2 separate regions of the Mus musculus genome follow, and region 2 is linked to region 1. Evidence: chromatin loops called from intact Hi-C (ENCODE). Cell type or tissue: left cerebral cortex. All regions are shown on one strand. Links, peaks and the distances in the headings refer to the core of each region. The heading gives the core; the rest is flanking DNA. Region 1 overlaps Gm41980 (a long non-coding RNA gene). Region 2 has its middle 11 kb from the start of Gm5532.

The links. Hi-C counts contacts between places; a loop is a spot of excess contacts. Peaks named below come from ENCODE experiments on the same cell type or tissue, not always from the same donor. Only the 100,000 strongest peaks of a DNase experiment are listed, where the experiment ranks them.
Region 2: a loop joins it to region 1, with 6 times the contacts of the local background. A loop is called at or near these places in 28 of 42 quality-filtered maps.

The regions. Positions count from the first base shown.
Region 1 is chr1:155,021,461-155,029,796 of GRCm38, forward strand. Gm41980 (a long non-coding RNA gene) reads right to left here. Exons shown (of 6, transcript XR_001779499.2): 3 at 8,144-8,288; 4 at 7,358-7,413; 5 at 5,242-5,372; 6 at 322-1,461. Among named protein-coding and RNA genes, the nearest start is that of Gm41977, 4.5 kb to the left of the region's middle. In left cerebral cortex, for the core only: CTCF peaks have their summits at 4,520 (motif pointing right), 5,803 (motif pointing left) and 7,871; DNase peaks (open chromatin) are centred at 4,537, 5,291, 6,268, 6,716 and 3 more places; H3K27ac peaks cover 3,264 bases.
Region 2 is chr1:155,533,576-155,541,911 of GRCm38, forward strand. No RefSeq gene overlaps it. Among named protein-coding and RNA genes, the nearest start is that of Gm5532, 11 kb to the left of the region's middle. In left cerebral cortex, for the core only: a CTCF peak has its summit at 3,891 (motif pointing left); a DNase peak (open chromatin) is centred at 3,880.

The DNA of each region.
Region 1 (8,336 bases), core at 328-8,327:
TCCCAGCTTTATCACACATACTGGGGTGGGCTTTGGAGATGCATCTGTCTTTGAGCCATTTCTACTCCTATAAGTAACTCCTCACCCATATTTCTGTAAGTAAATAAATAAAATACTCCATATGAAATTCATTGGCTTGGGGCTGGAGAGATGGCTCAGCGGTTAAGAGCACTGACTACTCTTCCGAAGGTCCTGAGTTCAAATCCCAGCAACTACATGGTGACTCACAACCATCCGTAATGAGATCTGATGCCCTCTTCTGGTGTGTCTGAAGACAGCTACCGTGTACTTACATATAATAATAAATAAATCTTTTTTTAAAAGATTTTTTAAAAAAAGAAATTCGTTGGCTCATCAAGTTGGCTTTTGCTGGTATCCATACTTTGTTCTGCATGGGCTTCCTATGTGGGGTGAATAGACATATATATAGTATGTATGGTAAAAGATCTGAGCCCACTTCTGGGTTTGAAAACCTACCAGAACCCACCAATTCCTGAGCATGAAATCCCACCAACCCCTGGGCTAGGCTTGAACCTCCACAATCCCCCACCCTAGAAACCACTAGCCTTTAAAACTTCACCCCTACCCCGGAGAAACCCTATATAAAATCTGTCACCTGCTCACTTGCCCCAGTAGAGGCAGCTACCCTAATGTGTCTTTCCCAATATATCACTTGTGTGGTGATGAGACTTTGTGTTATTCCTTGGCTTTCAACTGCCAGGATACCTTTCCCTTCAGAGCTGTAACACATGCAGGCAGGAGGCGGGGCGGGGCGGGGGGGGGATCTTCCCCCTCAGAGCTGTAACACCTCCACTGAGGAAGCCTTTCTCCTCAGAGCTGTAACACTTACATAGCATCTCCCCGGGAAAGGTTTTGCAACACAGCGTCAGGGTACCCCAGAGAGCAGCAGGGTCAGAAAATCCAGCTCAGGTGCCACCTTTGTCCAGCCCCAATGAGACTGACTCCTCAATAGTTTTCTCAACTATAGAATAACCTATAGAACTATCGGCTTCTAATTGGGTGTGGTGATTCTAGCCTGTAATCCCAGCACTTGGAAGACTGAGAAACGGACATGGACACAGATTCAAGGGCAAGCCTAAACTATATAGAATTCCAGGGCAGCCTGAGCTGCAGAGTAAGACATCAGATACATAGGTAGGTGGGTGGGTAGGCAGGCAGGCAGACAGACAGACAGACAGACAGACACACATAGATAGATAGATAGATAGATAGATAGATAGATAGATAGATAGATAGATAGAACATCTATCTGTGGTCCCCCCAAATCCTGGCTACTCTATGGGTGTTTGATGAAATACCCATGATGCAGAAGAATCTTTAGAACTGATCAAGGAAGAAACAGAAATCATGACTTCAAGAACCTCAGCAGGTACCAGCTGTCGGCATCCGGAACATCCTCTAGGCCTCTCCCGTTGTCTTCCCTTTGACTCTGGCCACACCCTGTGGAATCATAGAAGGGGCCATTGGAATTCTTGTGTTACTTTACCATACACAGGTAGAAACAGCTTGTCATTTGAAGAGACCTCCTCCTAGACATTCCTCTCCAGCATGCTGTTCCAATCAGAGCCACAAAAGACATGATCCCAGCAGAGGACAAGGCTATAGGGCTAACTATCCAGAGCTCTGTTCTTCACTGGTTAGGGTGTAGAAGACTGGGACCTGAGGGCCAGAGAGCTGGGATTGCAGTAGTATAGAGCAGAAATTATGCCATTAGAGCCCCTGGACTCAGGCTCCTCATCTTCCTTAATGTTGTCACTATAGGAAACCATGCTAACCCCACCTCGACTGATTTTGTCAGACTCCTATGGATACTTGAATCAACAAACATTTTATGAGTTCTGTTAAATATACATTAATCAGTAAATACTCATGCAATCAGTTCACCAAGACTAAAGAAATGCAAACAGAAATGAGGCTGGGGTACCCACGGCCGTGCTAACTGTGCTCTGTCATAGAGTCTCAGGCCTTGTTGGTCTGTCATCTTCACACTTCATTGGAAATCCATTAAAACAACTGCCGGGCCATTAGCCCTGACTCCAGTCAGAGCCTCCCTTGGGCGCTGTTCTGTGGCTGGAGCCCCTTTATTAATACTTAGTGTAATTGCTTCCGAAGCGGATAATTGTGGAGATGCTGCTTAAATCCGGAAGGGGAGCTGCATCTTATGTTTAATATGTAGGCACCTCATCCTCAGGCGAGACAGCTTATCAAACGCTTGAATTTTTAAAACGGGGAGGATCAATCGATCTACAAAAGCTGTGGCATCTGAGACAAGTCAAAAATGATTTGATTTACACAATTTCCATCTACTACTAACATCTTTTCCATGTTATGACTCAAGCATAGATGTCACATAGAATTTGAAAAACAAAATGCAATTCTAATTAGAACCCTCGTGACTACAGACCACGGAGCTGAAAGTCCATATTCATAAACGGAGTGGCCACAAGTCACGTTCTAAGACTTTGAAATTTCAAGCCTAAGAACCTATGGTAGGACTGTGACCTGCTGGGACACACAAAGCAAACAGATGACACAAAAGAGATACTAATTAAAGATAAGAGAACACTAAAATCAGACTGAAATTCAGACCACTGCAAGCCCAAGTTCCTTACAAGGATTACTACAAAGGGGAGACTCCTCTCCCTGCACATCTTAGCCCAACACAGGGCTGTTAGAGAGGCTGGAGTTATTAAAGGCTTTGCCCCTTAGCAGTGGCTTCTATTGCTCTGAACTTGGAAGAAATCATGTTATAGTGAAACCACCCTCTAAAGTCAGGAGCAGCACCATCTAGATGCTCAGTCAAGTGGTCATTTGTTTTTATTGCTACAAACTGGATTTTGCAAATGGCTTAGTCCTTGGGGTTGTTTTTAGAGCAAATTGAAGGTCACCCCTCCTTGCTCACAATCACTTCCTTGCACTGTTTTTGTAAAGCAGAGAGGGCATACAGGTGACATGCAGAGAACAGCTCAGGAACCATCACGCAGGCATCTGTCCCAGTTGTGAGCATCAATTGTCTAAGCAGGAAGAAAAAACCACTTAGCACAGTAGTCCCCAGGAGTCGGTGGATATCAAAGGTGGAGGGGGTGAGGGGGAACCCTGAAGGGGATCACATCTGTGCTACTCAATAATAAACTACCATCTGCTGGGACCGTCCTCTCAGAGAAGAACAGAAACAGTGACAGCAACTATGTCCAGAGAGCCATCACATTGGTCCCTCAAAAGGACAGCCACTAATCTTATGCTGAATTTACACGTAAAGAGTGTTCTTTCTATTTCTCTTATCTTGCTGCAGACTGGTGGAACTGTCCCTCATGGACCTACATTTACCAGTGCAATCACAAGAACCAACTTTGTAAATGCTGCCCTTCACCTTCACTGCCCAGTGCAACAGCCACAAGACCCACTCAGCCAGTGGGCACACATAGTGTGGCCAGGCCAACAGAGACAGAGATGTTGAATTTACAATGCTAGAGGTAAGAACTTCAGGACCAGGGCTGGGCTATAACTCAGTTGTTAGAATGCTTGTCTAGAAAACACAAAACCCTGGATTCAATTCCAGCACCATAAATCAGGCATGTGGTACACATCTGTAAGGCAAGCAACTAGGAATTAAAGGCAGGAGATCAGTAGTTTAAGGTCAGTCTTGGCTACATGACCCAGGACACACAAAACCCATCTCAAAAAAAAAAGCCAGGTATAGTGGGGTATAGTGGTTCACGCCTTTAATCCCAGCAGAGTTAGGGTTAGAGACAGAGGTAGGACAGATAGATAATCTGTGAGTCTGAGGTCAGCTTGGTCTACAAAGCAAGTTTCAGGACAGCCAGGACTGTTATAAAGAGAAACCTTGTCTTGGAAAATATCAAAATGAAGAGGAGGAGGAGGAGGGAGGGAGGAGGTGGGAGGAGGAGGAAGAAGAAGAGGAAGGAGAAGGAGAAGGAGAAGGAGAAGGAGAAGGAGAAGGAGAAGGAGAAGGAGAAGGAGAAGGAGAAGGAGAAGGAGAAGGAGAAGGAGAAGGAGAAGGAGAAGGAGAAGGAGAAGGAGAAGGAGAAGGAGAAGGAGAAGGAGAAGGAGAAGGAGAAGGAGAAGGAGAAGGAGAAGAAGAAGAAGAAGAAAGAAAGAAAGAAAGAAAGAAAGAAAGAAAGAAAGAAAGAAAACAGTACCAGAAGAAGATATATGTTTCTTTTTCATATTAGCTATTGATTAATGTTGAAATAATAATTTTTTGGGCAACTTGTGTCAAGTAGAATACAGCACTAACAGTAACTAGTTTATGTGGTTTGAGAATCTTGTTACTAAGTGGCTGTTACATTTCTCTTGGCAGTGCTCCTCAGATGATCAGCATCAGAGAATAGATTTGGGTTCTATAAGCTTATATGTTATTCATTTGGCACTTGAATACCAACTAAATGGGGCCCAGTGTATGTTTCCATGCGGGGCTAAGAGTTCAGACTATGCCTGAATGTTTGCCTTCACTGTTCATCTGGTAGACTTGACATTCATTGTGGCCACTAGAGGGCAGTGGCGTATATAAAATGTGTTTTCATCCATTGTGGGCCTCTGGTCCCATGCAGAGATTCTCCTGAGCTGTCACCATCTAATTATTAAAGTCCAATCTTTTCCTTTCCCACTTATGTGCCATATGCCTGGGGAGAGAAAGACCACGGGGACAGAGTGCAGCCAGAGCTGGCCTGTAAACTGTGAGGCTCAGAGGCAGGTCATGCTGTGAAAGAAAGTGGATGTTCAAAAGCAAAAGTACAAAGCCCCAGGCTGTGGAATCAGGTTTGCCGTCCTGGCTCTGCTACTAACAAGATGCAGGGCCTGAAGCAAATCCCTTGGCCTCTGTTTCCTCCCCACCTCCACCCCCGCCCCCTCCTAGACTGAGGAGGAGGAACAAGGTGAACTTTAACAGTGACAGACATCAGTATTCTGCAGTTTCAAGAGCAAACCCCTAAGGCCCTGTTATAATAGGTTTGATGGTCTTCTAAATGAGTTCTAATTACAGGACTTCCAGGCACCGTAGTATTTACTGTAAGTTGATGATCCAAAGGCCCCTCCAAACACTTAGCAGCAATAGATAAAATCGAAAAAGTTTAAAGTTTAGAATCCAAAGCTGAGATGGTTCCGTTAGTAAAGTCTAAATGAGTACTTGTTAGGAACTGAGTCCAGTTAGGAAGTCTGCCTTGCAAGCAGGGCATCTGGGTTTGGATCTCCACCACTCACCTAAAAAAACGATGGGCACGGCCTTAGGGGTCTAATCTCAGCGCTGGGCTCGGGAGGAGAGAGGCAGCGCCCTAAAGCTCACTGCTAGTTGTCCCAGCTGAATCAGTGAGCTCTAGGTTCAGTGAAAGAGCCTGTCTCAAAAGAAGGTAGAAAGCCATGTAGCAAGACACGTGACATCATCTGTTCTACCCACAAATACATACACACATACACACTATACACACTCTCACACATACACATACTTATGCACACACATATACACACTCACACACATATACACATTCACAAACACACACATACACATGCATACACACTGGCGCATACATTTACACATACACACACACACACACTGTGGGAAGGATAATATGCCAAGTAGTGATAGATGTTATGAAAAAAATATAGGGCTGGAGACATGGGTCAGCGATTAAGAGCACTGACTGACTTCCAGAGGTCCTCAGTTCAATTCTCAGCAACCACATGGCAGCTTACAACCATTTGTAATGAGATCTGATGCCCTCTTCTGGTGTGTCTGAAAACAGCAATAGTATACTCACATACATAAAATAAATAAGTCTTTTTTAAAAAAAGAAAAAATATTCAGGATCCTTAGAGATATAAAGGAATAGCTAATAATTATTGATTTTTTAAAAAGATGTAAGTTATGAAACCGTGCACAGCCTAAATAAAACAAAAAGTTATTTAAAAGGAAAAGTACAAAGGAAAGGTCATTACAAGTGTGAACTGCTTCTGTGTATTTCCTCCCTGCCAGACAGCTGTGGGCACCTGGACTGGACCCTCGTTCCTGTTCCCTGAATGAAACGAAATGAGAATGTGTGCATTAAAATACATAAATCGAGTAGCATTATGTAAACCCCAGCGAATTGTGGGGAACAAAGAACACTAATGAGTGGCAGTGATGAAGAAATCACCCAGAGCAAAGAAAAGCAGTTCAATATCAAAGCACAGACTTGCTAAGCCAGGGAGGCGCCGCCCACGGAGGCGGAGCCAGAAGTACTGAGGATGCATCTGTATGACTTGATCATCCATCTGAGGTGACAGGCAGTGTGGTGGGCGTGCACAACTGCAAGACCTGCAGGCAGGTCTCCAGAGATCAGCCAAGAAGAGCAGCCACCCACTCCTCCCACTTCCTCCCTCTCAGGTAGCCTGTGCGGCCAATGAGACTCGTGTACACACACACACACACACACACACACACACACACACACACACACACACACACACACACACTACAAGTATAGAGGAAAGACATCCGTACTCTCTCCCTGATTCCATGGACCCCTTTGGAAGATTATTAACTCTAAGTGAGGTCATGAGGAGACTGGAGTCTGGAAGGATTAACCTTCCGAAGAGAAACCAGAGTTTCCTCTGTCTTTTGAAGATACGAGCAGAAAGCTGCTGTCTGCAAGCCAGGAAATGAGCAAGCCCTCATTAGAACCAGACCGTGCTGGTACCCTGAACACAACCTCCAACCTGGGGAGAGAAAATCTGGAGTAGGTGGCTAAAGTCACTCAGCTTTCCCGTATGCTAGCTTAACAGTCCGAGCTACACACTCGAACCATAGCCTGAATCTGTTCTAGAGATAAGAACAGGTGTGTGTGTGGAATTGTCCCAACCCTAGAGAACAGGGACAAGGGTCCAGTCCAGGTGTCCACAGCTGTCTGACAAGGAGGAAGTAGACAATTTTGTAACTAAGAAGCTGTTCACATCGGTAATGACCTTTCCCCCTGCTAAGCCCTTCCCTGAAGCCTGGACTGGCCTTGCCACATTTTCAGGACATCAGGAACACCTGCTCCATTGTTAATAGCACCATTTACGGGAACATGGACTTGGACTTGAGATTGCCAAGCTTGGCTGTACCCTGCAATCTTCCAGGGTGCTTTCAAATACGCTCTCCCCCTCAGACTCTGTTCAATTGGTCTTGGTTGTTGCCTGGGCACGAGGGTTATTTATAACTCCCTAGGTGGTGCTCCTTTTAATCACAGTTGGGAAATACTGGCCTAGAAGTTGGTAAGACAAAGAAAACCTTTTTCACTGCCCAATGGGCTTGGGATCTTGGACAGGGACTCAAAGGCCCAATAGACAACCAGGGACATACCTTGGTGAACCTCAGAAGCCGCTACTGGGACAGCTGTGGGACTACTTCCTCTTTCCCTGGAGGAAAAACATAGCTCTCTCTACAATCAGGAAACAGGAAGCACGGGGTGCCTGTCAGCAGAACCAGCAATCCCCCTGCATGGAAACTTGGGCTTCCCCTGCCACTGACAACTGGAAAGACCAGCAGCTGGTCTTCCCGGCTCACCTGCATGTGGGAATGACCTAGAGAAAGCCTGCTCTTAGACCCTACTCCCTCGGACTTAGAAAGCCCTCCCCCCACGGCTGGTCCCTCCTGCCCCTCCTTCTCAGCCCCCTAACGCCTAACTCTTCCTGCCCACCCACACCTAGCCGCATCTTTACTGGATGCCCCCACGTTTCGGCCAGAGTTCCTGCAGTTCCCCACAAGCCACCTTTGCCCCTCGGCCTTCCTGATCCCCGGCAGGCAGTTCGGTGTCCCAGCTACGGAGGCTTGCTCCGCTCCGGCTGCTATGAATGCTAACACCTGAGTCTGCGCCCCCTCGCCACAGGAAGATAGAATTGTCTCCCTGTGCCGCCATGTGTTGGCTGAATCATCTTCCTGTGTTCGTGACTCCCAGTGGCTCGTTATGTAAAGCCCAGCCTCCTCAGCAGAAGCTTCGGGGCTCCTGTAGCCTTATCTCACCCCTTCTCCCAATTGCTGTGGCCCCAGAGCTGGGCTTTCTGCCCCTCAGGAGGTATGAACTCACAAGCTTGCTCCCCTATAGCAATTAGCTTCATACTTAAGAAGTGACCCCAACCTATTTCTTACCGTTGCCTCTGTGTCCCTTCCTGTGCTTCTTTTCACGTCCTCCAGTAGCACCGCCACCCACACATCTAAGCCCTCAGAGCTCCTGGAGAGTGTGGGGAAGCGGCCTTGTGTCTTTGCTCTTCCCTCTCCATTCCATCCTGGGATCCTAATAAGAAGCAGAAACCCCAGAGCGACTTTATTGGTTGTCACTGTG
Region 2 (8,336 bases), core at 110-8,109, 510 kb after region 1:
AGTAGGGAAGGAGAACAAGAGAGTGAGACTGTCTGTGATTTCTTCTCATTCCACGAACACAGTAGGACTGCATTTTGTTCCCCTATTTTAAACTGGAATGACCACATCCACTTGGGCTCATGAGATATGTGCAGAAATGACCTGCACCACCCTGACCAGGGGACCGTGCCAGGGCACTATTTGTTCATTTCTCTCTGTTGCTGCTTTAGAGACTATGGAAACATGTCAAGATGGCTCCTGCCAGCACAGGCTGGTCTGCAAGTGATTAACGGGACAGCAGTGTGGGTGTGGGTGGGGGTGGGGGGAAATCAAAGACCTGTGAGGTGAAGTCACTGAAGTTCGTGGGGATTTTGTTAATGCCACAAACAGTCTGTTTTGTCCTGATTGGTATCAGTAGTGAATTCTTCACAACTTACTTATTCACGACCTAATATGTTCATAGACAGAGTTCTTAGAGAGCTGGGAGGTATAACCCTTAGAGGATTTATTCAGGTGCATACCTGCCAGGGAAGATCTATTAGGAAGCCAGAATAAGGCTCCAGATAAACTTTAAAGGTTTTAGTAGGAAGCTCCTGGAGTACATTTACATTAATGTTTAATTGTATCAGATCAGCGGTTCTCAATCTGTGAGTCACGATCCCCCATATCAGTAGCAAAGTTACAGTTATGAAGTAGCAATAGAATAATGTTATGGCTGGGGGTCAGCACAACATGGAGAATGCATTAAAGAGTCACAGCATTAGAAGGTTGAGAACTATTGTCCTAGGTTCTTTGGATAACTGTGAGGTAGGTCCGTATGATAACAGATACTCTTCTATTTCTACCCACAATTCCATAGTGTCAGCCTTGTTCTCTTCATTGGTGTGCTTTCCTACCTCTGAGATAAACACCATGACCAGAGGTGACTTGGGGAGACAGGGTTTATTTCAGCTTACAGTTTACAGTCAACTCAGGGAAGGAACTGAAGCAGAGGCCAAGGAGGAATGTTACTTACTGCTTCGGTCTCCACGACCTGCTCCACCTGCTTTCTATGAGTGGTGCCGCCCACAGTGGGCTTGACTCTCCCAGATCAATCATTAATCAAGAATGTATTCCACAGACGTTGCATACAGGTCAATCTGATGTGTTGGTAACTTCTCAGTTGAGGATCTCTCTTCCTAGATGACACGAGTTTATATCAAGTTAACAAAAAACCTAAACAGCATACCCTCCATTCACGATGAGCAACTTTTCGGCCATCCTCTGTGTTCTCCTCTGTCTTGTTTCTGCATAAAGCGATCATCTTGCACCGAAATACAAAATGAAACAGGCCTTTCAGTTCAACAGCAAAAATTCATGCCCACTTATTATCTAAAGAAGGTTCAAATCTAAGATTAATAATATGCACGTTGGTAAATGTATGACCCATGGAAGATAGATATATTACGTGAAAGTTAGATGACTATTTGAAAGGACAGAAAATGACACTTGTGTGTCTAGGATGAAGTATCGCAGCTACACCTCTTTTTGTTTTTAAATATTTTATATGACAATATGGTTCTTTGAGTCATTTTTTAAAAACTAATATTAAAAATTGGGGGTCTTACAGTAGAATTTCTTTTAAATCATGGCTGACGGGTCATGATACCTGCACCTTAGTTTCAAATGGTTCGTCAAAAGCTTCTATAAACGCAAAGCAAATGTGACAGGAACTGGACAGCTACTGAATTTCAGGGACAGATCCTTGACTGGTAATTCATTATTTGGCTATTTGAATAGATCTATAGTACATGACTGATAAGAAAATTATAACTGAAAAATCAGGAGGAAAACATGTGTATTAGAATCAATTGAAACAGCAGGAGATTGTGTATGTGAGAATGTGTGCCGTGTGTGTGTGTGTGTGTGTGTGTGTGTGTGTGTGTGTGTGTGTGAATATGTGACAGTACCAGCATTTGTATAGTTTACAGATTCTCATTTCAGAGTCATGTTTAATGCACTTAGATAACTTACTGTTTTCTTGATTTATTTGATGGCTACTGAAGAGAGGGTTTAATTTTTATTAATGGCCTACAAATATTCTTGGTTATTTAATATTTGAAGAGATTTTGTTTGTTTGTTTATCAATACTCTTCTATTTCTACCCACAATTCCATAGTGACTTCCATAAACTACCCCAGGAAACATCCAATTCTTTCACTCTTGGGGAATTTAGCTTTCCTTTTCCACAGCTTTATTCCTGTTTTATCCATGTTTAACCATGTTTTGAAGACATGGTTTCTCTGTGTTGCCTTGACTGTCCTGAAACTTGCTCTGTAAAACCAGGCTGGCCTCAAACTCAGAGATCTGCCTGCCTCTATCTCCCAAATGCTGGGATTAAACACATGAAGTACCTTATCCAACTTGTAAATTAAAAATCTTACAGTTAGGGCTGGAGGGATGACAAGATTTGATGCCCTTGTCTGGTGTTTCTGAAGACAACTACAGTGTACTTAGATATAATAATAAATAAAATCTTTTTAAAAAAGAAAGAAAGAAAGAAAGAAAATTACTTCATTCAAACCCATTTCAAATGTTATTTCCTATTTTAAGAATAATATAAATGAAAGTATTATATCTGATTGTGTTTGCCTGACCACATTTCCTTGACAATAAAAACTATTTTGGGTTTTTGGTTGCTGACATCTTATCATTCTTCCAAGAAGAAATCCCACAGAAGTAACTGAAGCCATGAATACCTCCAAGGTGATGCCCAGCCGTAGCCATCAATATTAACAAAGAGAGCTTGACTCTTCTTTATGTGTATGTAGATGGGCCTTTTGCCTACTCGTATGTCTGTGCACCATGGGCACACCTGGTGCCTTTGGAGGCCAGAATAGGGCATCAGACCCCCAGGGACTGGAGTTAAAAACAGGTGTGAGCTGCCAAGTGAGTGCTTGGAATTGAACCTGAGTTTTGAAAGAGCATCCAGTGTTCTTAAGCACTGAGCCATCTCTCCAGCCCAAGAAAGGATATCTTAGCAAGTGCAAACTTAAAAAAAAAAATTTTTTTAAAGCCAGGCAGTGGTAGCACCTTTAATCCCAGCACTTGGGAGGCAGAGGCAGGTGAATTTCTTTGTTTGAGGCCAGCCTGGTCTACAAAGTGAGTTCCAGGACAGCCAGGGCTACACAAAGAAACCCTATCTCAAAATCAAACAAACAAACAAACAAACAAAAATTTAACCACACAAAATTTTCAAATTTTAGTATACCCTAATGTCTGTCTGTCTTATATAACTTCTAATAAGCATGTTAAACATTTTATTTTTGTGTACTTTAGAATATCCGTTTTAATTTAACATTCTCTAAAATGGGAGAGGAAAGTGACACGGAAGTGTTTGGAAATGGCAGAACTGCTAACTCACTCAGGGGCAGAGGCAGGCGGCTCCCTGAGTCTGAGGCCATCCTTGTCTGCATTGCAACTTCCAGGGCTACATAGATCCTGTCTCAAAAACAAACAAACAAACAAACAAACAAACAAACAATACAACATTAACAACAACAAAAAGAATGTCTAAAGCAAAAACAAGCAAAAGGGGCTAATAATGTAGATTCAGAGGTGAGTTTATCTCAGTCCACACTGATTGACCAATCTCTCCTTGTTACTGTATCACTCAGGCTAACAAGTGGATTTCTGAGAACATTGTTTTTTAGCTAACCACAACCTATGTTCTTTATACACAGGTCTTAGGTTTTTATGCATAAAAAGTAACAAAATTAGGATGGAGATGCTGTTTAAAATAATGATAGAATTACATAAATAATTAGTCTGTTCACTGTGCAGCGTAAAGGTCAGAGTTTTAGGGAGACAATCCAATTGGCACGTCCCAGTGACAGAACACAAATATAGCTCTATGCTGCCATCTTCTGGTCAGTATGTGTATTACACTTGCACTTGCCTGTTCCCATCAAGATAATGCATATCTAAAATACTTTACTATTTTTGCTTTACTTTCTTTTTGAAACATGACTTCATTATGTAGCCCAGGATGACCAAGAACTTAAAATCCTCCTGCCTCAGCCTCCAAAGTTATAGGATTATAAACATGTGCCACTACATCCAGCAGGATCTGGAATCACCAGCAACCTGGAGAAGCAACAAATTCAGAGGACTGTTTTTCTATAAATATGTTATATTTTATGACAGTATATATTTATTTTCTTATATCTTTGTTCTTTAAACCACTAACTTAAAACTTGAAAAGATTATGGAAACAGATAAGAAGATTTTCAGTATTTTAGTTTTGAGTTCAATGATTTTCTTGAAAGAGCTTTACTTTGCTTTTTTTTTTTTAAATTGTTTTATCTTTTAGGTCTTTTGAGACAGGGTTTCTCTAACTCAGAGATCTGCCTGCCTCTATCTCTCAAGTGCTGGGATTAAAGTCATATGCCTCGAAGGTGGGAGTGGGTGGGTGGGGGAGCACCCTCATAGAGGCAGGGGGAGGAGGGATGGGTAGGGGGTTTCCAGAGGGGAGACCTGGAAAGCGGAAAACATCCGAAATGTAAATAAGAAAAACATCCAATAAAAGGAAAAAAAAAAAGTCTTGTGCCTCCACTGCTAGGCTGCTCGTGTATCTTGAGACAGGATCTCTATACATTGTCGAGGCTGGTTTCAAAATCCCCATCCTCCTGCCTCAGTTTCCCATACACAGGCGAAGAGCTTTCCTCCTAAGGTAAACAGTTTGATGTCCTCTTCTTCCAATAAAACCAGCTCCTGCCCCATTTCATGAATTCTGAGCACAGTGTGTCAGCTCATGCAAAAGGCTCAGACTACTTAGAAAATCTTCATGGGTCGACACGGCCACTCACTTAAATGTAAGGCCAAAGACCTTTTGACATTTGAAGGGCAGCGTCTGGAAAGTAATGGGCTCAGCGGGGGAGGCTGGCCAGCTTCTCAAAGTGCACCACACGCTTCACAGTCTAAATCTGCCATCTCGTCTGAGGGTTTCCTTTTAGATCTATTCATCTTCTGTGTAGGAGCGTCTTTCCTATGTGTGTTTCCAGATGAAAGGCGTAGCCCAGATTAAAGGTGTGTTCCTTAAACTCGGAGATTCAATCTTCTGGAATCCATAGCCACTATGGCTCAAGATCTTCAAACCAAGATCCAGATAAGGATCTCCAAGCCTCCAGATAAGGGTCACTGGTGAGCCTTCCAATTCCGGATTGTAGTTCATTCCAAATATTGTCAAGTTGACAACCAGGAATAGCCACTACAATCCACCCCTTGTCAACTTGACACAAATAATATCTCATGTTCACATGAAACAATAACAAGGTTGTAAATACGCCTAACATGATATAACTATCCCTCGTACAATCGCAAACGCATTAGTAAATTTACAATGGGCATTCATATTACTTTATAATCCTCGTTTCTGCAACTGGTTACGTGGCCTTAATTGGTGTTTATAACTACCTTCCTCTACTACCCATTCTGTATTTCCTTCACCTTCAGCCAGCACCTCAGCAGGTCTTGGCTCTTTTCCTGGAGGATTGACCCATACCTTCATTCCTGATGGGTCTGTGTCCTTTGTCATCCTGCTTGGATTAGGCTGTTGTAGTTTCCCATTGACTTTAATCACAGGACATGGTAGTACTAAGAGCCGCCCTAAGGGATCTCCTATACTCCAGACATAATCTTGCTTACCACCATTGTGAAGAGGTAATCCAATTTCCCCATGGTAATCTGGATCTATCACCCCTCCTAACACTGTTATTCCTTTTTTAGCCTGTTGGTTTAAGGGCATTAGAAGCCCAAAATGACCAGGGGGAAGTCTGAGCTTCCAGTTCAATGGAATGTTTGTTGTAGCTCCTGGTAGGAGCACTCCCCTCTCTGGAGCCAAAACTTCTAAGCCAGCAGAACCTAGAGTTATGGGGACAGGAAGCAAAAATTTTCCTAGAGGGTTACTAGGAGTGATAGTAAGTGGAACTATTCCCTTTTCCACCCCTTGATTCCTGGACCCATGAATCCTGGCTGTGGGTGAAACTGTACCATATATCGAGCGCTGATTCAAAGCATATACTGCCTTCTGAAGAACTCTACCCCAGCCTTCCAAGCTGTTACCACCTAATTGGCGCTGTAACTGCGTCTTCAAAAGGCCATTCCATCTTTCTATCAGACCAGCTGCTTCAGGATGGTGGGGAACGTGGTAAGACCAGTGTATTCCATGATCGTGGGCCCACTGTCGTACTTCTCTGGCTGTGAAATGAGTTCCTTGGTCAGAAGCAATACTGTGTGGAATACCATGACGATAAGGCATTCTGTCAGTCCATGAATGGTGGTTTTAGCAGAGGCATTACGTGCAGGAAAGGCAAATCCATAACCAGAATAAGTATCTACTCCAGTAAGAACAAAATGCTGTCCTTTCCACGAAGGAAGTGGTCCAATGTAGTCAACCTGCCACCAGGTTGCTGGCTGGTCACCTCGAGGAATGGTGCCATATCTGGGACTCAGTGTTGGTTTCTGCTGTTGGCAGATCTGGCAATCAGCAGCAGCTGTAGCCAGGTCAGCCTTGGTGAGTGGAAGCCCGTGTTGCTGAGCCCAAGCATAACCTCCATCTCGACCACCATGACCACTTTGTTCATGTGCCCATTGAGCAATGACAGGGATGGCTGGGGAGAGAGGCTGACTGTCCACAGAACGGGTCATCTTATCCACTTGATTATTGAACTCCTCCTCGGCTGAAGTCACCTTTTGGTGAGCATTTACATGGGACACAAATATCTTCACATCCTTTGCCCATTTGGAGAGATCTATCCACATACTTCTTCCCCAGATGTCTTTCTCACCAATTTTCCAATTGTGATCTTTCCAAGTCCCTGACCATCCAGCCAATCCATTGGCTACAGCCCATGAGTCAGTGAATAATCGTACATCTGGCCATTTCTTCTTGCAAACAAACTGTAATACCATGTGTACTGCCCGAAGTTCTGCCCACTGTGAAGATTTCCCTTCACCTGTGTCTTTCAAGGTTGTCCCAGAAAGGGGTTGTAATGCTGCAGCTGTCCACTTCTGGGTGGTGCCTGCATAACGTGCAGAGCCATCAGTAAACCAGGCTTTAGTCTTCTCCTCTTCGGTCAGTCGATCATAGGGAACACCCCATGAGGCTATAGGCACATGTTTGGCAGCAGATGGCATTGTAACAGGAGTAGAAACCATAGGCATTTGAGCAACTTCTTCATGTAACTTGCTTGTGCCTTCAGGACCTGCTCTGGCCCGATCACGTATATATCACTTCCATTTGATAATAGACTGCTGCTGTGCGCGTCCCACTTTATGACTTGCAGGGTCTGATAGTACCCAGCTCATGATGGGTAATTCAGGTCGCATAGTAACTTGATGCCCTATTTCAAACGTTCAGTTTCCACTAAGGCCCAATAGCAGGCCAAAAGCTGTTTTTCAAAGGGAGAATAGTTGTCTGCAGATGATGGTAGAGCTTTGCTCCAAAATCCCAAAGGTCTTTTCTGTGATTCACCTACAGGGGCCTGCCAGAGGCTCCAAACAGCATCTCTATCAGCCACAGACACCTCAAGTACCATCGGGTCTGCTGGGTCATATGGTCCAAGTGGTAGAGCAGCCTGCACAGCAGCCTGGACCTGTTGAAGGGCCTTCTCCTGTTCCAGGCCCCACACAAAGCTAGCAGCTTTCCGAGTCACTTGGTAAATAGGCCTAAGTAAAACACCCAAGTGAGGGATGTGTTGTCTCCAGAATCCAAATAGACCCACTAAACGTTGTGCTTCTTTCTTGGTTGTGGGAGGGGCCAGGTGCAATAACTTATCTTTCACCTTAGAAGGAATATCTCTGCATGCCCCACACCACTGGACTCTTAAGAATTTCACTGAGGTAGATGGTCCTTGAATTTTGGTTGGATTTATTTCCCATCCTCTGATACGCATATGTGTTACCAATGAGTCCAAAGTGATTGCTACTTCCTGCTTACTTGGTCCAATCAGCATAATGTCATCAATATAGTGCACCAATGTGATATTTTGTGGAAGATCCAAACGATCAAGATCCCTTCTAACTAAATTATGACACAGGGCAGGAGAGTTAATATATCCTTGAGGCAAAACTGTGAAGATATACTGTTGGCCTTGCCAACTGAAAGCAAATTGCTTCTGGTGGTCCTTATGGACAGGTACTGAGAAGAAGGCATTTGCCAGATCAATAGCCGCATACCAGGTGCCAGGAGATGTGTTAATTTGCTCAAGTAACGAAACTACATCTGGTACAGCAGCTGCAATTGGAGTTACTACCTGATTTAGTTTTCGATAATCAACTGTCATTCTCCATGATCCATCTGTTTTCTGCACTGGCCA